3 separate regions of the Homo sapiens genome follow, and regions 2 and 3 are each linked to region 1. A link is a loop called in an ENCODE intact Hi-C map of the cell type or tissue named here. Cell type or tissue: heart right ventricle. All regions are shown on one strand.

Region 1 (8,000 bases):
TAAATGTTAGGCCTAAAACCATAAAAACCCTAGAAGAAAACCTAGGCAATACCATTCAGGACATAAGCATGGGCAAGGACTTCATGTCTAAAACACCAAAAGCAATGGCAACAAAAGACAAAATTGACAAATGGGATCTAATTAAACTAAAGAGCTTCTGCACAGCAAAAGAAACTACCATCAGAGTGAACAGGCAACCTACAGAATGGGAGAAAATTGTTGCGATCTACTCATCTGACCAAGGGCTAATATCCAGAATCTACAATGAACTCCAACAGATTTACAAGAAAAAAACAAACAACCCCATCAACAAGTGGGCGAAGGATATGAACAGACACTTCTCAAAAGAAGACATTTATGCAGCCAAAAAACACATGAAAAAATGCTCATCATAACTGGCCATCAGAGAAATGCAAATCAAAACCACAATGAGATACCATCTCATACCAGTTAGAATGGCAATCATTAAAAAGTCAGGAAACAACAGGAGCTGGAGAGGATGTGGAGAAATAGGAACAATTTTACACTGTTGGTGGGACTGTAAACTAGTTCAACCATTGTGGAAGTCAGTGTGGCAATTCCTCATGGATCTAGAACTAGAAATACCATTTGACCCAGCCATCCCATTACTGGGTATATACCCAAAGGATTATAAAACATGCTGCTATAAAGACACATGCACACCATGTTTATTGCAGCACTATTCACAATAGCAAAGACTTGGAACCAACCCAAATGTCCAACGATGATAGACTGGATTAAGAAAATGTGGCACATATACACCATGGAATACTATGCAGCCATAAAAAAGGATGAGTTCATGTCCTTTGTAGGGACATGGATGAAGCTGGAAACCATCATTCTCAGCAAACTATCACAAGGACAAAAAACCAAATACCGCATGTTCTCACTCATAGGTGGGAATTGAACAATGAGACACATGGACACAGGAAGGGGAACATCACACACTGGGGCCTGTTGTGGGGTGGGGGAGAGGGGAGGGATAGCATTAGATGTACCTAATGTTAAATGACGAGTTAACGGGTGCAGCACACCAACATGGCACATGTATACATATGTAACAAACCTGCACGTTGTGCTCATGTACCCTAAAACTTAAAGTATAATAATAAAAAAAACCTTAAATTTAAACTTTCAAAAGAAATTAAAGGAGATTCAGAGAAATTTGTTAAACAAGATACAAAGAGTGCTAATCGTTAAAGAGGAGATTGATAAGTCAACGCCATTAAAACCAAGAACTTATGCTAAGAATACTTTAAAGAAAGTAAAAAAACCAAGTCACATGCAGGAAGAAGATACTTGCAATTATATAACAACCTACAGATTAGTATACAAAATATAAGGAACTCCTACAAATCGACAAGATAAAGCAAACAATTCAATGGGAAACTGGGTAAAAGACATGAACAGACATCTCACAGAAAAGGAGACACATGTGGCCAATTAATATAAGAAGAGATTATCCACCTTGTTAGTAATCAGAGAAATACACATCCAGCCAAAATGCTATTTTGTATTCATCAGCTTAGGAAAAATAAGAACCAAATGTAGGATAGGATGAGTATCCTATAAGTAGGCTTACACATTCTTGTGGGAGGATAAATTATTACAGTCACTTTGAAAAATAATTTTGCATTGCTGGTAAAGTTGAACATTCACATACCTTCTACTCAGCAGTTTTACTCCTAAGTGTGTTCCCAAGAGAAAATCTTGTTCACATGCCCATGAAGACAATGTTCAAGAAGGTCTATGCGGTACTCCCCATAATAGCAAAAAAGTGGAAACAGCTGAAATGCTGACTGACAAGAAAATAAATCAAATTGCCTAAGATAGTGCCTGGTACACAATAAACACTCAATAAATGGTAGCTGCTATGGTTTGAATATTCATTCCCTGCAAAACTCATGTTGAAATTTAACCCCCAATGTGGCAGTATTGAGAGATTCATGGATTAATGGGTTATCATGGGAGTGGGACTGGTGCTTTGCAAGAAGAGGAAGAGAGACCTGAGCAAGCACACTCAGGCCCTCCCCATGTAATGCCTTGAGCTACCTTTGGACTTTTCATAGAGTCCAAATGGGGCCCCTTGATCTTGGACTTCTCAGCCCCCATAACTGTAAAATATAAATGTCTTCTTCATAAATTAAAAAAAAAAGAAAGAAAAATGTGATACTTCCCAGAGAAATTCCCAAGCACCATGTTCTTTTCCTGGGAAATCAATCTGGCTACAGGACAATCTTTTAGGCAGCCAGAAGCCCTTCATCTGGGTTTCGGTGACAACTGGCTGTGGCTCTCCGAGGGTACAGGCACAGTAACAGCCACCTGGCAAAGAGAAATTAGCGAGCCCTGGAAGCCCCACCCCCCGGTTGGGTCAACAGCACCAGTCAGAGTGCCACAGAAATAAATATATCCCATTCATAGAGCTTTCCGTTTAACAGCTTTCAAAGTCATAAAGTCTGCATAAGGCCAAAAGATACAATTGTCCAATTGGAGGTTTTATCTAGGAAAACACATATTTTCAAAGACTGTTTGGTCCCCATGCCAGGATCATAGCTGGGCTGGTTTAACGTGCTGGGCCTCTGGGTTTTATAGTACTTTCCACTTAAGTGAGACAGGACAGAGGCCTTCTCAGAGCCTCTTGTCTCCAAGGTGGTGTCCAAGAGGGGCCTAGAGATGCTCAAAGCCAATCATTCCCATGAGAATTCCAGAAAAGCTAGAATCTACCTAGACCAGGTCATGTAGGAGGGGAATAACAACTAACATTTATTGGGTGCTTACTATGTACACTTACTGAATTCCAGGTTCTGCTCTAAATACCTAACACATATCATTGCATTTACTCTTTCTTATTGCCTTACAACGAAGTGTCTATTTCCTTCCTATCTTCCAGAGGAGGAAAGCAAGGCTTGGAAAGGTAAATCAACATATTCAAGATGATCTGATTCAGTGAGTAGTAGGGTCAAGATTTGAACTTAGGTCTAGTGATTCTAAAACACTTCAACCTCTATAATCAGCTGCCACCCATGACTGTCAGGGCCCTTTCTCCGTCTCTGTCCAGCTGCTTGAGCTGTGTTATGAAGGGCAGATAGACGAAGACCAAGGAAGGGCTTGTCACTAGCAGTGGGAACCAATGAAGGGAACCAGGCCTGGGAGAGAATCCTTAATATTTGCCAGGAACCATGTTAAGCATTTACTTAAATTATCATGCTGAATTCTCATAATAGTCCTGCAAAATAAGTCTTATTATATCCATTTGACAATTGAGACAGCTGAGGCTTAGAGAGGTTAAAAACTTTCCCAAGGCCACACGGCTCAGAAGTGGTGGACAGTCTGCCTGAATAGACTCCTTGCTCAGAAACATTAAGTCAGGCACTGAGCTTACCCACCTACGTACACATCATATGGCTTTTATTCTTGGGAGAGATTTCTTTTTTTGTCAAATTCTGGCTCTACTTGTACACATTGCACTGATCACTTCCCTGATAGTCCTGGATGTTGAAACTTACACACACACACATTTACATCTAGGCCACTTACTAGCTGAGTAATCTTGGGTGTGTGAACATGTCCCTAAACCTCTCAGAGGGGTTTCTGCTCTCCTGGGACTCACCACTTAGACCAAAGGTAGCAAACCTTTCCTGTCGAGAGCCAGAGGGTAGATATTTTAGGCTTTAGGGTCATCCGCTCTGCATGACAACTGCTCAACCCTGCCCTGTAGTGCAAAAAACAACCATAGATAATGTATAATCAATGCTATGGCCAGATTTGGCACACAAGCCAAAATATGCAGACCCCTGACCTAGATGGTCAACATATTGCACAAATAAGTGTTAAATTCCCATTTTGTAAGTACTACAAATGGGAGGTATTAGTGTACTCAGAGTGTATACTAGGAGGAACTGACCTCCAGGGCATGGTGGCTGGACAATGTCACAATGTCACCACAGAGCAGGGCCAGAACTGGAGTCCAGGCATCCCATTCTCCCACTGGGACTCACCCCCTGCATGTGTGGCCTCCTTGGTCACCAGTGAATCTCCCAAGTCGATGTCCCTTCTAGAGGCTCAATGACATCAGGCTGCACTCAGAGAGCAGCCCAGGACATCTGCAACTGCCTGGCTTAACCTCTGACTGTGGCCAAGAGCCTTCTACTAGCAAATCACTGGCTCATTTCTCTCCAGCAGGGCCTGGCTCACAGCACCTTCTGGAAAGCCATTACAGCAGCTACAGCAGCACGCGCAGCGTTAATTTATGAAAATCTCAGCTTGTAAAAGCCCAGCTCGCAGGCAGAGCCGGAGGAGGCAGAGGCACTCTGCACTGGAGATGCATGAACTGCTATTTGCTTCTCTTACAGCCACAAAAGGAAATGCTGGCGAGGGCTTCAGAGAAGGGGTGGTGGGGAGGGGACGCTGCTGGATTTAATAGGAGGAATACGAGTCATTTGTCTTATTGTAAAATAGATGTGTGTTTGGAAGCAGAAAATGCTCTGGATCCTTTCTTTCCTCCCCTTGCAGGCATGAAAAGCCTTGAGCAAAACAAAATGCTGCTGATTTTGAGTCTATTTTGGGCGCCTGTCGCTGATTGTCTGCTTCCGAGGCCTGTGCACATGCTGCCTTCTCAAAGAATGGTTTTAACAAATTGAAATGGAATGAATGAGCATCTTGCTCCTGCTGCTGCTGCCACCATTGGAACAGAAAGCAGCCCCCAATAGTGGGGCCTGGTCCATGGCTCCTCAATTCTTCCCTCTCACCCCAGATGCCCACCCAACCCACACCCCCATCCACACAGTGCTTGCTGGCTCCCGAGTTAGGCTGCTCACCCCATGCCAGGAAGCTATTTACCAAAGGAAATAACTGTGATAAAAGGGCTAAAAATAGGCAGCAGTGATGGAAAACATTTTGTTGAGAGATCTGCTGACAAGAGGGGAAACAGAGCTGTGAAAAAGATAGGTGGTGAAGGACACAGAGGGAGAAGTGGCTACACTGAGCATCTAGGGGGCCCAGGAGGAGCCGGGGTCAGGGCCCAGAGGCCAGGTGGCTCACACAGATGGCTGCGCCCTCGTGGCAGATCTTCCCTGTCAGCGGCCCTACCCTTGTGGTATTTCACCCAGCCTTAGAAAAGTGAAGGGGCACGAGCCAACAGGTTCCTTCGCCAGGTGGGTATCTGAGGACAGGTATCTGAAAAGCAGCCCCATGAAGGAAGCAAATAGAACGCTGATGGAGGCTGACCACACATTTGGCTTTCGCCAGTTAGCAACACACGGACGTTGGACAAGCTGCTTAACTTCTCTGAGCCTCAGTTTCCTCATGTGATAAATAAAGATATGCTTAGACCCACGTCATAGGGCTGTGGTGATAATCCATGCACACTATTTACCAAACAGTGGCATTATTCCGGTCATTCAGGCTTTTACAAACATGGATTGAGGGCTTTCATTGTGCAAGGCACTTCCTGGAACCCAGGGATTCCTTGAAGTAAAAGACAAATTCCTGCTGTAAGATACTTTAATTCCTTAGTGAACAAGGAATTAGAGTAGAGAAGGGGGAGCTGTCCTTAGAAATATATAACCAGCACCACTCAGCCTAAGACAGCCAGATGGAAGGACCCCAGGACACCTTCCCAGGCCACAGACACATCCATTCCATCCAATGCTGTGTGTCTGCTATGCACTGTGTACTGAAGAGGGAATGATGAGAAAGGCTCAGGGTTCCCTTCTGAAGCCCACAGACTGGTAGAGAAGACAGGGAGGGAAACAGATATATGTTATTCACGTGAAAAGGACCATACAGAATTAGGTTTAAGAGCTCTCTTTGGGAGCAGCAGATCTTTGAAATTTCCAGGCACCGGAATGTGTAAGTTTTACAACAAGCTAAATATATACAAGTTAATCATATTCATGTATTTGCATAAATTAATAAACAGCAATTATATATTATAGCAATTTCTAAGTAATATCCCCAAATAACTATCTCAATATACCAAAATAGTAACAATGGTTATTTCTGGGTGGTGGAATTATGGGTGATTTGTATTTCTCCCCAAATTCTCTACAATTAGTATGCATTATTTTTGTAATAGAAAAACAAACAAATGAAACATGAGTAAGAAGCGAGTGGTTTCAAAATACCCTGCAGATGGGAAATCTGTTCGCTTGCCTTGGATTCAGCTGAAAGCCTCTCTATGACTTCAAGAACCATCAAAAGTTTGAAGTAGCTTGAAAACAGGTTTTTGCATCAGAATGCGGCAAGGCTGCCCAGTCTCTGGCCAAGTGGGTCTGATCCCTTACCTGTTTATTTTGTGGCTGAGGATCAGAAAGGAGTATGCTAGCTTGGAATGGAGAGTGTAGACAGAGGAGGACCCATTCCACAAATGGCTGTGTGCAAAGGGCACTTAGGCCTGGATTTGAGCACTTTTTCTGCCATACACTAGATGTGAGATCTTGGGCCAGTTATTTCACTCCTTTGAGCCTCAGATTCCTCACTCTGTATGACTTAAAAAAGCCATCCTGAACCACCCAGGCTCAACTGGGCATCTATTAGAGTCCACACCGTAATCTGCTCAGCCCTCTGTGTTACAATGGGCTACAACTTAAAACTAGGGAACACACCTTGTCCACAGCTGTGATTCCCTTACCTCTCATAGTGCCTGGTACAGTGACCTTCAATACACATTTGCTGAATGAATGAGATGCCAAAGCTCATGCTAGGTCCTGTAGCTGCAGAGATGAACGACATGGATCCCTGGCCATCGGGAGCTCCCACTTTAGTTGGAACTCAGTCTCCCCAACACAATATAGATGATGACCAATGCCTTAAAGGGCTTATGTGCAAAGAGAAACTAGAAGAATGGGGAAGAAAAGGTGAATTTCCCCAGGGGTGTCTGAGGAGGTACTTGCATAGGGGGGTAGAATCTGAGCACAGTCTGGAAAAATGAGTAGAGCTTCTCCTGCGGGTACAGAGACAAGGCAGGCAAAGGTGTGGAGTGGAGCAGGAATGTGCACAGCAAGGAAGAGGCAAGAGCAAGGCTAGGGCCAGGCGTGGAGCACCGTGGATGGGTCTGACTGGCATTCTGGCTGCTGTAGGAGCCCAGGCTTAGAAGGAGAGCTGATGGGCTCCTTTCTCATTGCAATGGCAAGAGCAAGCATCTACCGCCTGTGCTAGATGCCAGCCTCGCCCAGCATGCTTCCACCTGCCCATCAGGAGGGCAAGGCAATAGGACCAGTTTGGGGTTAATCACTGCTAAATCTAGTCTGCTGCTAAGAACCCCTCTAATTTAAACCAGCATCTGTGAGAAGGGCCAGCTTTGGCAGGGGCCTTGAGGAATGTGGACATGATTAACCTCTGCCAGTTGCAGCAAATTAACTGCAAAAAGAACATCCTGGCAGCACCCCGGATCTTAAGTGCAGCCAACCCTTGAAGATGCAGGCTGATTGCTTTGCCTGGGCTGGAAGTGCAAAGCTGTGTCTTTACTGGGCACTTCCCATTAGGAAGTATAGGGGCACCAGCTAAACTCCATCCCTCCTCAGGGCCTTCACCTGTGCTATTTCCTCGGCAGGAAACCCCTTCGCCCAATTGAGTATGGTTGGCCTGTTCTGATCTTTCAAGTCCTGCTTCAAATGTTGTTTCCTTTGTGATGTCTTCCCTGACTCCCCATCTAAGGTGGCTTTGCTATTCTCCCCACACTCATCACTTTCTGTTCCACCATTCTATTTTCTACTTTTCAAAGAGTTTATTTTCTTGCATGGTTGTTCATTTCCTTTCTCTCTACCTAATTCTAACTGGACCTATGCTCCACGGTAGCAGGAACCTTGTCTTGCTCACAGCTGTATTCACTATGTTTGGCACTTAATAGGTGATCAACAAAAATAAACGGGATGGAAGGAAGGAAGTAAAGAAGGAAAAAGAGGGGGTTTCTAATACAATGGCTCCAAAATGTCCACCAAAGCACTTAGCCCCACTGCCCTGGGAAGATGGCTCATTAC
Region 2 (8,000 bases), 50 kb before region 1:
TCTTCTTAAAGGGTTTGGATAAAATGCATGTGGGTACAGTGCCTTGCACATAAAAGCTGCTTGCTAAATGCTGTGTGGATTTTTGCTCTCCTAGTTAGATGGAGCATGTAGAAGTCATGAACTCAGGCTTATATTTCTTTTATAACATCCGTGGTTTCTAGCCCAGTGGAGAGCACTGAGTAGTTTTCTAAGTAGGAGAAAGGTCGAAGGCATATTCCGATGAGATAGGAACAACTGCCATCAATAATAGCTTCAGGAGACACATCTTTCCCTGCTGAGTTTGCTCCAAGGAATCAGCCTCTTTGAACTGACCACAATGAAAACCACAAAACAGGCAACAGCAGGCAGGAAGGGTTGGCCAGTTTAATAATCTCATAATAATGAGTCTGGATAATCTAAACTTGATAAAAGCTCGTTGAATAATCAAAGACAGTCTGCAATTGTGGAATAACTCCCACCTAGACAACACTTTCAGTTTGCAAAGCGCAGACATGAACATTATTTCATTTGGACAAACCCAATAAATATGTATGGAAGCATACAGCCTTGCAACAGCCTCATAATGTGAATTATTCAAGGTCTTGATTTAACTGATAAGGAAGCCAAGGCTCAGAGAGGTAAATTAAATTGCTAGAAAAAAGACCAATCCTGTTTGATGCCAAACCCAATGTTCTTTGTACCGCACCAAACCGTCCCTATAAATAGATGGTAATGGGGGTGTGCTCTCACTGATCCCTGTGCCAGGCAGGAAATCCAACCAATACAGCTGTCCCTAGTGTGCTGGTCTTGAAGATGGGCCTTTGAAGCGACATGTAATAGCTATTCCCCACACCCCCACCCTGCCTGCCAACAGGCATGTTCCCTGGCGGGTGGGAACCAGAGTAAAGTAAGAAGTGGGCAGTTGGCACAGCTGGAATGCAAACAAACAATGAGGCTGGTGAAAGATTGGCGTGGGTCTCTCTTGCTGATGGAGAATGTGTAAAATATGGAAATAAAAATTGCACAACTGAGCTGTCTCCTGGGAAGACGATGGCTAATTAGATGTCTGACAGCACACAGGCTCCTAATCACTGAGCAATCCTTGCCCTCGGATTGCAAACTCCAGCCACAAGCCAGGCATGATGCCCATGGAGGCATCCATCTCCTGGGACACTAGTGGGCACCACAGCCACCACTCAGAGGGTGCCTTCTAGGTGCCACACTCAGTGCCGGGGGTTTGCTTTCATCAGCTTTGAATGCAAGTCTCTCCTTAAAACACTGAGAGTGAAGTGCTGTGAGAGTTCCCTTTAGCTAGATGAGAAAGTAGAGGCCAGGGGAGGTAATGAGAGCACACTAGTCTTGGTAGGAAGGGGAAAGGTAGTCAGTGACTCTAGATACAAAAGGAAAGATAGCCCTAAATCCATAAAAAAACACTTGTTGTGCTTTCTGTCTTACATGGGCATTTTATGAGGTGAGAATCTTGTTTTGGCAAAAGCTGGAAAGGCCCTCAGATGAAACTGGAAACCCTCATTCTCAGCAAACTATCACAAGGACAAAAAACCAAACACCGCATGTTCTCACTCATAGGTGGGAATTGAACAATGAGAACACATGGACACAGGAGGGGGAACATCACACGCCGGGGACTGTTGTGGGGTGGGGGAAAGGGGGAGGGATAGCATTGGGAGATATACCTAATGCTAGATGACAAGTTAGTGGGTGCAGTGCACCAGTGTGGCACATGTATACATATGTAACTAACCTGCACATTGTGCACATGTACCCTAAAACTTAAAGTATAGTAATAATAAAATAAAAGAAAAAAAAAAAAGAAAGGGCCATGGATAAAATGAAAGGGGCAATTCAGGCCATTTTTGTAATAAATATAGTAAAATATTAAAAAAACAAAACAAAACACTGCTTTTAAACTGGTGTTTTACCAAATTTCTTTTTTCCTTCTCTTTCTTTTTTTTTTCTTTTTTCCTTTTTTTTTTTTTTTGCAACAGGACCCTTTGTTTTGGGGTGCGTGTATGTGTGTTTCTTTTTGAAACAGGGTCTCACTCTGTTACCTAGGCTGGAGTGCAGTGGTGAAATCTCGGCTCACTGCAGCCTCGACCTCCCAGGCTCAAGCAATCCTCTCACCTCAGCCTCCCAAGTAGCTGGGACTATAGGCATGCACCACCACGTCCAGCTAATTTTTATATTTTTTGTCTCACCATGTTGCCCAGGCTGGTCTTAAACTCCTGAGCTCAAGTGATCCATCTTCCTTGGCCTCCCAAAGCGTTGGGATTAGAGATGTGAGCCACTGTGCCCTGCCAAAACCCTTTGATTAAGTGTAGTATTGTGTGGAAGCATGGTAGACAAAACAGAGCAAGAAGGAGCAATCTGGGTAGAAGTGGGGGTCCTGCTCATTAACAATTGTCTTCTTTCCCTTTTGCCTTGCTCTTCTCACCATCATGTCTTCTTGGAACCCTAGGGTTCCTCGGAATCCAGTTTGAAAACCACTGTCTTTGTTCAACTCCTTTATCTTGCACATGAGAAAACAAAAATCTGGAGAAGCTAAATGACCTTCTCAGTGTCAGAAAACCAAGAAGTAGTAAAGGCAGGAGCAGAAATCAGCTTCTTCTTGCTCAGGTTGAGGATTTGGGGCTAAGCCAGGTAGGCTTTATGTAGGTAGATATTGATGATGGAGATATTGATGACACAGATTTTAATGAGTTCTAGATACAGAGAGATGAAGCAAATGATATATAATTTATTGAGCATTCTTTGTGCCAGGCTGTGTATACTGGGTATACTAGGGACTCAGAGTTGGGGGAACATAGGTCGCATTCCCCAGAAGTTCACCACAGAGTTGGGGGAACATAGGTCGCATTCCCCAGAAGTTCACCACAGAGTTGGGGAAACATGTAGCGGCCCCAGGGGCTGCCTCATAAATCAGAGGGTACAGAATTTTGGTAGAGGTGCACATGACAGCTTATGAGGATTATTATAGTGAGAGAGTCATTTGGGACTGACAGAGGCTAAGACTTTGGGAACGGAGGACTTAGCCAGAGCTGGAGGGTTGATGCGGCCATTCCAGGGTGAGGCACTGTGAGAGCAGAGGTTGAGAGGCGGGAAAGTGCAGGGTGTGATTTAGTAAATACATTGGTGCCCTTCAAAACTGAGGCCCATTCAGGTCCTTCCCTGACTCCTTTCCTAACAAGATCTGTTCTCCCCACCCTACCCCTGTCCCTGTCTAGGACCTATTTGAGGGTCCAGCCTCTTGGTTTCCAGCAACTGTCCAAAGATGGGAGGGGGAGTGGGAGGAGAGTAGGAAACAGGAAATTAATTCTCCTAGGCTGTGTGTGTGTGTGTGTGTGTGTGTGTGTGTGTGTGTCAGAGAGAGAGAGAAAAAAAGAAAGAGGCAAAGAGTGTGTGTGTCTGTACGTGTGTGTGTGTGCGCAAGTGCGTAAGAAAAATGTCGCTGACATCAAATACTGTCTGAAACCACTTCTGCCTTTTAGGAGAGAGGCACAATTCCTTTCCAGAGAGTTTTTCTTACATAGCTTTATTATTATTATTAGTCTAGGAAAGAGCCTAATGGGCCCCTTTGGTCCCTGAGCCAGAAGGGATAGGAGAAATACAAGAGAGGACTGAATGGCTCTGCCTAAAATGATATTTTGGTCTTGTTCTCTGGGAGTTCCAGAGGCTTGATGGGTGAAGGCTGGTGAGTGGGGTTGGGGCAAGGGCTCAGAAATGGTGGGAGAGAGAGATGTGACGAGGAAATGAGGATGGAGACACTGAGGCAGAGCGGGAGGCTGCACTCCACGGAGACAATGAATGGCCACCACATTTTAGAAACATAGGGCTGTTTTCTGCCCACTCTTATATTTTCAGCAAAAGCTGGGTAGCTTCAAGAACCTTGTGTCAATGAGAATTTTGGAACAAAGGTGGGCATAGGAGATAGGGCTGTAGTCTCAGGTGCTTGCAGCAAGGTCAGGGTGGCAAATGCACCTGGCAGGTGAACTCCATGGGAGTACCGGGGAGGGAGCGCCTCTCAGAGTAGCTGGGATAGAGCTTGAGCCATTTTATTTGGATATGATGGTAATCAATGATTCCAGAAGACTAGAAGGGTAGGGGACCTTGGTGTACCTGGTTCTTTGAGTATAATTATATGTGCATGTTTCTGGTATGCATTTTTATATATGTGTTCATGAATGTCGACACCTGTGTGATTGTGTTGGCAACTGTATTTGTGAATATGGGTAAGTGTATGGGAATGAGTGAGTTTCCTTGTGTATGTGTGAGTGTATGTGTAGGAATCCGGACTTCAGGATCTGTGAGTTACATGTGTACACCTGAATGTAGATGAGTGCATGGCCACGTGAGCGTGGATGCATGAGTACATTTCTGAGAGGCTTTCGAATATATATCTGTGTCACTCACCATGTGTGTACGGGGTGTGGGGATATCTGTGAATGTGTGAGAACATATACTCTGTACGAGTGTGCCCTGATTGCCAGGAGCCTGAGGCAGGCCGGCACCTCTGCTCTGGTGTCTTCCTCCTCACAGGGCCCTGCACTACGCTTGGCTCTGGGCAGTGGGGAAGCGGGAGTGGATGTTCCTGGGTGTGCTTGCCCCAGAGCCTTGCTCCTCACCCAGGAACATTCTCCCTTTCCCATTCCTGGGAAGGAACATAATGTCCACTGGCTCCTCTCCCACCGGACAAGTCCAACTCCTCTGCTGCCTCAGGCTGTGAGGCACTTCCTGACCGGATGGGGAGCATCCAGGGAGCCAAACCCTGGGGCCAGAGTGGGAGGGAGACATACTGGCTCCAAGAGTGTCAGCAACAGGAGATTCTCCCCAGTGGTGATTAAAGTAGCCATCATCTATTGGGTGTTTGCCACATGCCAGCCCAACACAGAGCATTTCACATGAATATATTTGTTTATGCCTCCTTGTGGAATGGGCTGCCAGATATTATCATTATCTCTTCTTCTTCTTCTTCTTCTTTTTTTTTTTTTTTTGAAAACAAGGAAACTAAGGCTCAGGTTGAGGAACTTGTCCAAGGTGGCACACCCAGGGAGAGGTATATGTCGGATTAGAACTAGGTTTCCTGTCTCTGGAGCCAATATTCTCACTTTGCAGGCGGGGCCCAACCCTCCCATCTCATCCATCACCGTCAGTGCATAGATGGGAGACTGAGGTCCAGAAGGGGGCATGTTCTCTTACCAGGCTTCCTTCGGCTCTGAGATGTCCCCTAAGAAGCCCTGGAGCTGGGCAGACTGTAACTGTGGCAAAGGACCTACATGACAATTGTGACTAACTTTCCCAATTTGGTAAAGGTCTCACTTAAAGGTCTGTGGCACACTAGACTTTACACAAATTGGTCCTCTTTGCTGGGACTGATGAGGTCAAAATTGCAGCTTCTCTGGCTGTGACCAGAGAATTTCATGCATGAAAAACCTCCCACTTCCATGGCCTAAACAACCCCAAAGCCAACAGACCCCTTGGTCCAGCCCAACAGGCACATGGATCTCTTTTTTTTTTTGAGACAGAGTCTCGCTCTGTTGTCCAGGCTGGAGTGCAGTGGTGTGATCTTGGCTCACCACAATCTCTGCCTCCTGGGTTCAAGCAATTTCTCCTGCCTCAGCCTCCTGAGTACCTGGGATTACAGGCACACAATACCACGCCCTGCTAATTTTTGTATTTTTAATACAGACGGGGTTTCGCCATGTTGGCTAGGCTGGTCTCGAACTCCTGACCTCAGGCGATCCACCCACCTCAGCCTCCTAAAGTGTTAGGATTACAGGCGTGAGTCACCGCACCCGGCCCACATGGATCTCTTGACCTTCAACTGATTATACACACCTCAGCTTGCCTCACCTTCTTCAAACACCACTTTAGCACCTGAGGGTAAACTATGTGCCAGATCATATGCCCAGTGCTTTCATGTCATATTGGGTACATATTGCACTTTCTAATTACGGTCTCAGCTAATCTCCATAACTATATTATGAGGTTGGTGTTATTCCCATTTTATAATTAAGAAAACAGAGTCAGAGAAGCTTAAGTCACTTTCCTAGGGACACACAGCTCATAAAAGTTGGAACCAGAATTTGAATTTGGATCTGACACTAAAACCTATGTTATTAAAAATGTAAAATAAAATACCTAGGAATAAAGTTAACAGAAGCAGTAAAAGACTTCTATGGAAAACTACAAAACAGTGATGAAAGAAATTTAAGAAGATGCAAACAACTGGAAAGACATCCCATACTCATGGATCAGAAGCATTAATATTCTTAAAATGACAATACTACCCAAAGCAGTCTACAGATTCAATGCAATCCCTATCAAAATACCAATGACATTCTTCACAGAAATGGGAAAAAAAGTTCTAAAATTTGTGTGGAACCACAAAAGACCCCAAATAACCAAAGTAATCCTGAACAAAAAGAACAAAGCTGGAGACATCATACTATCAAACTTCAAAATATACTACAGAGCTGTAGCAACCAAAACCACATGGCATTGGCATAAATACAGACATATAGGTCAGTGGAACGGAATAGAGAACCCAGAAATTAACCCACATATCTACAGCCAACTGATTTTTGACAAAGATGCCAAGAACACTCACTGAGGAAAGGACACCCTCTTCAATAAATGGTGTTGGGAAAACTGGATATGTAAAAGAATGAAAACAGACCTCCATCTCTCATCCTATACTAAAATCAACTCAAAATGGCCAAATACCTAAACGTAAGACCCAAAACTATAAAACTACTCAAAGAAAATATAAGGGAAATGCTTCAGGATGTTGGTATTGGAGAAGATTTTATGAATAAGACCTCAAAAGCACAGGCAACCAAAGCAAAAATAAACAAATATGGGATTATATCAAATAGCAAAGCTTCTGCACAGTAAGGGAAACAATCAACAAAGTAAAAATATAACCTATAGAATGGGAGAAAATGGTCACGAACTACTCATCTGACAAGGGGTCAATATCCAGAATATACAAGGAACTCAAACATCTCCACAGGAAAAAAAATAGGCAAATGATCTGGACAGACATTTCTCAAAAGAAGATACACAAATGGCCAAGAAATATATGAAAAAAAATGTTCAACATCACTAGTAATCAGGGAAATGCACATCAAAACCACAATGGGGTGTCATCTCACCCCAGTTAGGATGGCCATTATCAAAAAGAAAAAGAAGAACAAATGTTGGCAAAGATACAGAGAAAAGGGAACTCATACATTTTTGGTGGGAACGAAAACTAGTACAGCTGCTATGAACAGTATGGAAGTTCCTCAAAAAACTACAAATAGAACAACCATATGATTCAGCAATCCTGCTACTGGGCATTTCACCAAGAGAAAGGAAATTAGTATATTGAATAAATAGCTGCACCTCCATGTTTATTGCAGCACAGTCCATGATAGCTAAGTTATGGAATCAACCTAGTTCAACAGGAGATGAATCAATAAAGAAAATGTGGTATATATACAACATGGAATACTATTCAGCCATAAAAAAGAAATGAAATTCTGTCATTCATAGCAACATGGATGGAACTGGAGGACAGTATGTCAAGTGAAACAAGCTAAACACTGCATTTTCTCACTAATATGTAGAAACTAAAAAAAGTTGTTCTCATTGAAGTAAAAATTAGAACAGAGGATACTAGAGACTAAGAAGGGTTGGAGGAAGGGAAAGATAGGGAGAGATTTGTTGAAGAATACAAAATCACAGCTAAATAAGAAAAATAAAGTCTAGTGTTCTATACCACTGTGGGATGGCTATAGTTAACAATAATGTATTATATAGTTTCGGTTAGCTAGGAGGAGGATCTTAAACATTCCCAACACAAGGAAATGATAAATGTTTGAGATGATGAATATGCTAATTAGCCCAATGTGATCACTATACATTATATGTATCAAAACATCACTATGTACTTCATGAGTATGTACAATTATTATTTGTCAATTAAAATTTTTAAATAAATGTTAAAATATTTTGAAAGA
Region 3 (8,000 bases), 110 kb before region 1:
TTTCTTAAAATGTAAAGTAAACTTGATGCCCGGAAAGATGCTTGCTGCAGGTTTTCCCTATGGTTTGTGTACCTCTGTTACCACGGCATAGTCTGAGAATCACAGCTTCTCACTCAGTGGGGTTAGGGGATGAACATTCATGGTGCCCAAGGCATTTGTTGGAATGGATAAGATTACACAGGTCAAGGTTTAGCTCAGACTCTGAGCTTGCCTAAGCATTACACTTTCTCCTTTACAGAGTCTTCTGTTCCTTTATGTACAACAAATATAAGGCCAATAAAACCCTCCAAGAGTTTTCAGGGGCTTCATAATCATGCAATTCAAGGCTGTAATTGGGATTCTTTGCTTCTCATGTAAGAATACTTCAGCTTGATAATGAGCCAACTCTAGGTAGACCTTCCCCAAATTGGGGGTGTGTTTTGGGTTGCCTCCCCTCTTTCATCCCATTCTATGATCTCTGAAGAAACCAGAAGACAGATCCCCTAGCAGGCATGATTGCAGTGCTAGAGTCTGTAGCAACTTCACCTGGATGGAGGATGAGAGTCAGCGCTAGGGCACAGGGGCTCTCTAGATGAATCTCCTACACTTCCCTAAGCATGACCTTCTTTCTCAATGAGACCTGTCCTAACTCAAGAGGTTGAGGCACTCATTTTCTGTGATCCCACACTTGCCAGTCACTCTGGCCTCCCTCCTGCCAACAAAGTTCACACACACACACACACACGCATGCATACACACATGCACATGTACACAGATGTGCACACACACATGTACACACATCCCTTTTCTCTGGAACCTGCAGCCATTTGCCATATCTGAGGGTTTAGTACATCTTGTGTTCATTCCTCCCCTCCTCCACATCCCTCCTGCAGACTTACAATTTCCCTGGAGATGAAAGGATAATTTGAAAATTAACTTCTTATTCCAGCCTTTCTCCATAGCTCCAGGGAATATTCTCAGATAAAAACACACAGGACCTGGGAGATAATGATTAGGAGGGGACCTAATAGGATGCTGGTAATGTTCTATGTCTTGACCTGGATGGTGGTTACACAGGTGTGTTCACTTTGAGATAATTCATGTATAATATTTGCTTTTTTCTGAATGCATGTAATATTTCAATGAAAATTTAAATGTAAAAACAAGCACAGAACCAGGTTATGGCTGAGAGGGAAGGCTGTAACCTGGAGATTGACTATCTGGATAAGAAATATTTCTAGCTCTTTTCTGGCTCTCAAGTGTCAATGCAGCCAAGAGCTGCTGTATGGCTCCCAGGGCTACCAGTGTTTCGGAGATGCTGGGCTGACAGCCTGCGCTGTCTCCCTGTTCCAGGGAGAATGCTGTATTGAGAACATAATAATTTTAGATCTCATACTGACCTTCTGAGCCTCTGGGCAGTTTCATGTTCCTAGAATAACAGAGTCAGCAGGTCCTCGGAGGGGAGGCAAAGTGGTTAAGAGCTCAATGTGTTGAAACCCTACCTCTGCCACTTTCTAGTCATGTGACCTTGGGAAAGTTATATAAACTTTCTAATCTGCAGTTTCCTCATCTGTAAAATGGGGCTAATAATAGTGCCCGCCTCATATGGTTACTGTGGGAATTACCTGTACTGCATATGAAGGGTTTAGCCCTGGGCCTGGCAAAAACTAAGAAGTATCCATTAAAGACTAAATGTTATAATTGAGTCCAACCCCCATACTTTATGTGAGGAAACTAAGACCCAGATAGAGAAGGGAGTATCTTATTGAAGGTCAGAGCCAGGATATAACAGTGATAATCCGGGCCTCCTCGAGTCTAGGACTGTGGAGCTCTCTCCATGATAACATGCTGCTTTTTCCCACACTGGGGGTCCTCCCCACCTGGGCAGGCCCATGCAGCCATGCTTTATTCATCCAAGCACCAGACAATGTGAACTTATTTTGCTCACAACCCCTTTAAGTGAGAGGAGACTGTGATGAATGCAGTGTCATTCATCTGATAAGGTGAATCCCCAGGTTGAGGAGAAATGAACAGGCAACCCCTATGACCTGGAGTACCTCCCTGTGAGCCACCCTGAGACCACACAATGGGCGGATTGAGGGAAACATGAGACTCTTGTTTAGTAAACACAGAGTACCTGCTTTGTGGTCAGGCCCAGTGTTGGGGACAACTGGGAAATAAGAAGGATCCCACCTTCCTGGAGCTCCCAGTCTGGGAGGGGGAGGGATGGAGAAGGTTGATTCTGAGAGACAGGTTACTCAAAGGAAAAGCAAGGGAACATATCACAGGGGACCCAACTATCTGTGGTATGAAGCAAGTGACATGGTCGTGGAGGCAGCGATGTCACCATAGGGACTAGAAGGCTGAGTAGGAGCCACCTAAATGAAGTGAAGGGGGCAGAGAGGAGCCAAGGAGGAGGCCCTGGGGTGGGTTAGGACATGAACATGGGGACCTGGAGAATAGGCTTGTACTAGGGAGCTGGGGGAGCAGTGTGAGAAGAGGTGAGTGTGAGCATGCAAGATCTCCTGAGCATGCTGAGAATTCTGGACTTTATGAGATGTGAGAAGCCTCTGGAGAGTTTTAAGTTGGAAAGTCACATGATGAGATTTGCCTTTTAGAAAATACCTGAGCCCTGAGAGTCAGTCTAAGTCCAAAAGCACCTCTTGGTGCAGAGCGTGGGAGGCTCCTGAAACCTCACACCATTCCCAGGACCAGAGCAACAGGGGCCCTCTGAGACTGGTGCACCTTCATTTATCAGAAAGATAAATGGAAGATTAGAGAGGGAGGGAGGTTTACCCAATATCACTCATCAACTTAAAAAGAGTCAGAGCTAGATCCAGTTTCCAAGTCTTCAGCTGCAATTCCTGTTGCACTTGCAATCATCATACGGCTGTTTCACTAGTTTGTGTGAAAATCTTTCAACCCCAAATAAACTGATACTCTTAATGAGCACTAAATTCATCTTTGCAGAATGAAGGAATTTAAGTGCATGGGAACCCTGGATCTGTTACCCTTCCTCCTCTTCCTTAACATTATCTTGGAGCCCGCAGAGCTTGACTCCTCAGCCCGGCCATACCTGCAGGCCTGCTCAAGTAGATATTGGGAAGGGGGTGTGGTCACAGGGCCTGATTCTAGTAAGGGCTGCTTGAAACCTGCTTTCCCCACCCCTACTGCTGGGGTCTGGAAGTCTTCGAGGCTTCTTCTTCAACTGCTCCCCACTGATGGATGATATCATGGGCATTTTGAAATGAGAGGAAAACTCCCATTTGGCTGGAAATTAAGGTGATTTAAAAGCAGATGGCAGAGCTTCTGAACTGAGAGGGCAGGACAAACCACCCAAACATGCCTAGCTAAGCAGTCTGTGGGGCCTTCTGAGGGAAGGTCTGGGATTCGCTGGAGGCTGGCCCAGGGTGGGATCATGGTAGGGCCTCCTCTGAGGGTCAGGACTGATGTCAGCATTTGGGTCTTGCTCTCATCCTGCCCCAAACCCATATTAACTACAGCTAGAATGAGGGAAGGATTTCCAGGTCCTAGCCCTGCCTGACCATGTGCTTTTATGGAGTGAGGGACTTGGATGGGAAATCAGCACTCACTGAGCACCTACAATGTGCCAGGCACTGTACTGAGAGGCCATGGGTTATAATGACCCAACTTTGGGCAATGTGCCAACCAAGGGCTCTTGAGCCCATAGGGATGTGAGCACTCTTGAAGGATGGGTGAGAAGAACTCTACCCTTGAAGAGAATGGGTATTCCCATAGTCAATCATCCCGGAAGGGCTGGAAATATGATGAGACTCAGGACTGGATGAGGGAGAAATATATTCCTCACTCTGGTGTCTGTGGGGTTGGCACTGGGCTTGCAGTGTGGGGGGGCCTTGAGTGATCTGGAAGTGGGTGAGTGCCCTTGGCCGTGCCCTTGGAGAGGAGCTTGGCCTCCACTATTTACCATGGTGGAGGCAGTAGCAGCTCAAAAAGCACCAAGTTTGGTGATAATCAGCATTTAGGTAGTGCTTGGGTGCTCCAGACTAAGGGGTATATCTGAGCAGCTGCCCCTCTTCTGAGAGTTGTGGGCCACCAAGAATGACCTTTAGATCAAATCAAGAGCTTCACCTTCATCACTGGGGTCTCAGAGACAGCCCCCAGTGGTGACAACTGTGCCAGCAGGGCAGATACCTCCTGCTGGGCATTGACACATGAGTCAATACCCTGGGAAAGCTCCCAGAAATGATGGGAGGACATTGTGACAAGGGCTGAAGTCCAGCATGTAGACCTAGGATATAACAGTTGGCATGAAAAGGAAGTATAATTCTATTTAAATTGAGTTCAGGAACAGACATTTTATATATTACCTCATTTTTTCCAACACAATACCCTTTGAAGAAAATGGAGCTAATTATCCCCACTTCACAGATGAAGAAACTAATTTTCAGAGAAGCTCTATCAGTGATTTCCAGTTTTTGGATTTCGCAATCAAGTTAAAACAATTGGGGGAGTGTACATGGATTGTTCACCTCAATTATCTTAGTAAGGAAATTTTAAAAATTAAAAAATGCTACATCTAAACTTATCGTCCCATTTTGGCAAAAGAAAAGATATTTTAATGCAAACAATTGTGGCAGACAATTTAATCAGAATAAAGGTCATTTTTTAAAACTTAATAAAATTATATTGTTGAAGATACAATTTAATATCCTGAGTTTTCTCCCTCCTCTGGGCGTTGGTGAAATGTGGCCTTGTCCTTGTGCTGGTTTGTGGAGTAAAGTTTGCAACCCCAGGGGCTGAATGACTTGCTCATGTCCTGGTCACTCAGCCAGAAAGGGGCAGAGCCAACTCACACAGACCCGACTGGAAGCCCAGCCTTTCTGGATGCCCTGCACAGCTCTGCTCTACTGAGGCAGGCAGTGGGGACCACAGTGCTATCCAAATCCTTGCCAAGGTGCTCCAAGAGAACATCCAGGCCTTGCCTGACTCTTCTCCCCACAGGCCTCTTGGATGGGCCCAGTCAGCTGGCTGAGAACTCTACCAGTAATGCCAGCATAGGGGATTTGGCTGAGCTCAGTACAATATGTTTTTATCTGTACCAAATTATGACCCATAAAAATTCAGTCCTTGCTAGGACACAAGCAGCTAAAAAAGAAGGTGACCCAACTCAACCTTTTCTCTTTTAAGAAAACACATCACTGACCCCGCCTTCCTAAGCTGCTGCCATGAGGCTTTCTGTTACACCCCGCAACCCCTGACATTCCGTTTAGAGGAAATGAAAAACTACTCTCTCTCCTTGGCCCTCCCCATTCAAACAGGCTTACATGTGTCCCAGAAGAAGGCCACTGATGACTTCCCAAACTCCCGGCTACTCTTCCTTCCTCAGAGAAACACAAAATATTAGCACTACAAGGAAATTTAAGGATCATTTAATACAAATACCCCCATTTTATCTATATGAACCAAAGCAGTCACTGAAACCCAGATCTTCTAACTTCTAGCCAGAACCAGGGTGGCACAGTTGACAATCCACAGATTAACAAAGGTTTGAATCTAGTCCTCCCTCATCCTAGTTCTGCAACCTTGGAAAATGCTTCACTTCTCTGAACCTCACTGTTTTCATCTGAAAAATGGGCAAAATGAATATGATATGTTTTGGATGTTTGTCCTCTCCAAATCTCATATTGGAATGAGTGTTGGAGATGGGGCCTGGTGGGAGGTGTTTGGTCATGGGGGCAGATCCCTCATGAACGGCTTAGCGTCATACTCCTGATAGTGTGTTCTCACTCAGTTCATGCAAGATCTGCTTATTTAAAAGAGTGTGTGGCATCTCTGCCCTCTCTGTCATGCTCCCTCTCTCACATGTAATATGTAGCCCCCCATCCCTTCTGCTATCATTGTAAGCTTCCTGAGGCCCTCGCCAAAAGCAGATGCTGGTGCCATGCTTGTATAGCCTTCAGAATCATGAGCCAATTAAACCTCTTTTCTTTATGAATTACCCAGCCTCAGGTATTTCTTTATAGCGACACAAATGGACTGACACAATACCAGCCTCCCAGGTCCTCGCAGAGGTTAATGGGGCTATGTATATAAAGCACTTCACAATGTGCTTGGCACATTGACCGCAGTGCTCATTTCCACAGTACACATTTCCTTTCTGGGCAGTTTACGAACTTCTCTAAGGCTCAGTGTCCTCATCTGTTAAGTAGGATAACAATTGGATTATGAGATAAGGCATGTGTGTAAAAAGTTTAGCACAGTTCTTAGCACATACCAAGCATGTGGAAGCAATTATTATTAGCATGGTATTATCACCAGCCCCTTCTTTCTTTCTTTCTTTCCTCCCTCTCCAGATTCCCACTCCTCAATCTACATAAGTCAACAGAGCAATGTGTAGGGTGTACCATGGGGTGAGTATGTTGTATGTGGGTAAGGTGCTGTCTAGGGGAGTGAGTCCAGGTGCTGTGCCTGATGCTCTGGTGGTAGTGGGCAGCCCTGGAACCCTGCAGAGTGAAGTCCACTCTGTGGCTTGCTCTCTCTCAGCTGCTTGATCAGATCATGTGACTAACACAAGCTATCTTGATATTGTGGACATCTATCTATTCCCTGCTAGATGTATTTTCTCAGGTGGAGGTGTCCTAATTTCTATATGAAACCACCACGCAGCCTCCTGAGGCTGCCAGACACCTGACACGTACATCCCACAGGAATTCCATTCAGATGTGTCCACAGGTCTCAGTGGATTCCCACAGTGGCTTCCTAGCTACCTGGTCTGGAGGACATGCTTACTATGCATTGGTGAGAGTTTCTGGACACTGAATACATGTTCTGTATAGAGAGATTTCCTGTACTCCAATCCCAGACTTGCCAAAGGCTGGCCAGATCCTCCCAGAACTGCAGGCTATTGGTGTGGAGGACCAAGGGCTCATCCCAAGGGGCAAACCTATTGCTAAATCCCATCAGACTGGTCACCTCTTTAGAGGGACTTAGGCAGACCAGTGGGCCATTAATGCCAAATAATTAAATCGATAGGCTTCTAGAAGATAAACCTGATCTCAACTCAGCTAGCCATTTCACACAGAGTGGTGCAATTACCCCCAAATTGCAGAGAGACCTGGGTTCAAACGCTAACTCTATCACTAACTGACTTTGGGTGTTTCCTCACCATTCAAAACTTCAACTTCCCTATATATAAAATAAGGACAAGCAAATCTATCTTTTATAACTGCGGTGAAATTAAATTGAAAATTGATGATACTTCAATGCCTGGCACATTGTCATTATTTGATAATGATCCAGTTAGGACAAAACATATGAAGAAGGACTGCCAGGTCAGGGGACGTCCCTGAGAGAATCTCACTGCCAGGCATGACCTTGTCCCCAGAAGCTAGATCATTTCAGTTCAACCCCTGGCTCTGTCTCTCATTAGTAAGTTAGTTAAATTCTGCACCTCAGTTTCTGTCTCTATCTGTAAGTGGGGATAATGATAATACCTACCCCAAAGGGGTTTGTGATGATTAAATTAATTACTTAATGTAAAATGCTTAGAACAGTGCCTGGCACCCGCTAAGTGCTGCAAAAATGTTGGCTATTCATAATAGAACTAAGTGATTCATCAGTAGTCTGAAATAAATTCCTAAAGCATGGGCTTTGGAAGCCCTTGATTGTTTGGCTTTACTGAAATGACAGGTGCAAAGAAGGCATGAGACCCCTACCGTTCTCTCACGTGAGCTCATTCCTGAGCAGAAGAGCCGTGTTTTATAATAATTACCACTTCTGGAATGCTTGCCATATGCCAGTTCCTTTATAAATTTTAGCTCTCATTCTCACAGGAACCCTCTTATATAGGCATTATTATCCCCATTTTGCAGATAAGGAAACTAAGGTTCAGATAGGTGAAGTGATTTTCCCAAAGGGGCACAGCAGGTAGGGGTAGAGGCAGGATTCAAATGCAGGTCTGTCTGGCTCCATAGCCACAGCCTCCTTGCTTCCCTAAGCAGAATGGGGTTCCGCATCCCTCCTGTGTGTGCGGGTGAGGG

Evidence for each region. A loop is a pair of places that touch in the nucleus more often than their neighbours do. Peaks named below come from ENCODE experiments on the same cell type or tissue, not always from the same donor. Only the 100,000 strongest peaks of a DNase experiment are listed, where the experiment ranks them.
Region 2: it touches region 1 in a loop (2.7-fold over the local background); 5 of 110 quality-filtered maps call a loop at or near these places.
Region 3: it touches region 1 in a loop (4-fold over the local background); 17 of 110 quality-filtered maps call a loop at or near these places.

Annotation. Positions count from the first base shown.
Region 1 is chr11:19,574,511-19,582,510 of GRCh38, reverse strand. It overlaps MIR4486 (microRNA 4486), which reads right to left and starts at 7,201; the gene lies at 7,139-7,201. It also overlaps a transcript of NAV2 not described here. In heart right ventricle, no CTCF peak of the experiment used is centred here; DNase peaks (open chromatin) are centred at 4,110, 4,310 and 5,055; H3K4me3 peaks cover 522 bases; H3K27ac peaks cover 4,250 bases.
Region 2 is chr11:19,624,901-19,632,900 of GRCh38, reverse strand. It overlaps a transcript of NAV2 not described here. Among named protein-coding and RNA genes, the nearest start is that of MIR4486, 54 kb to the right of the region's middle. In heart right ventricle, no CTCF peak of the experiment used is centred here; a DNase peak (open chromatin) is centred at 4,670; H3K27ac peaks cover 1,077 bases.
Region 3 is chr11:19,680,509-19,688,508 of GRCh38, reverse strand. It overlaps a transcript of NAV2 not described here. Among named protein-coding and RNA genes, the nearest start is that of NAV2, 28 kb to the left of the region's middle. In heart right ventricle, no CTCF peak of the experiment used is centred here; a DNase peak (open chromatin) is centred at 4,888; H3K27ac peaks cover 3,819 bases.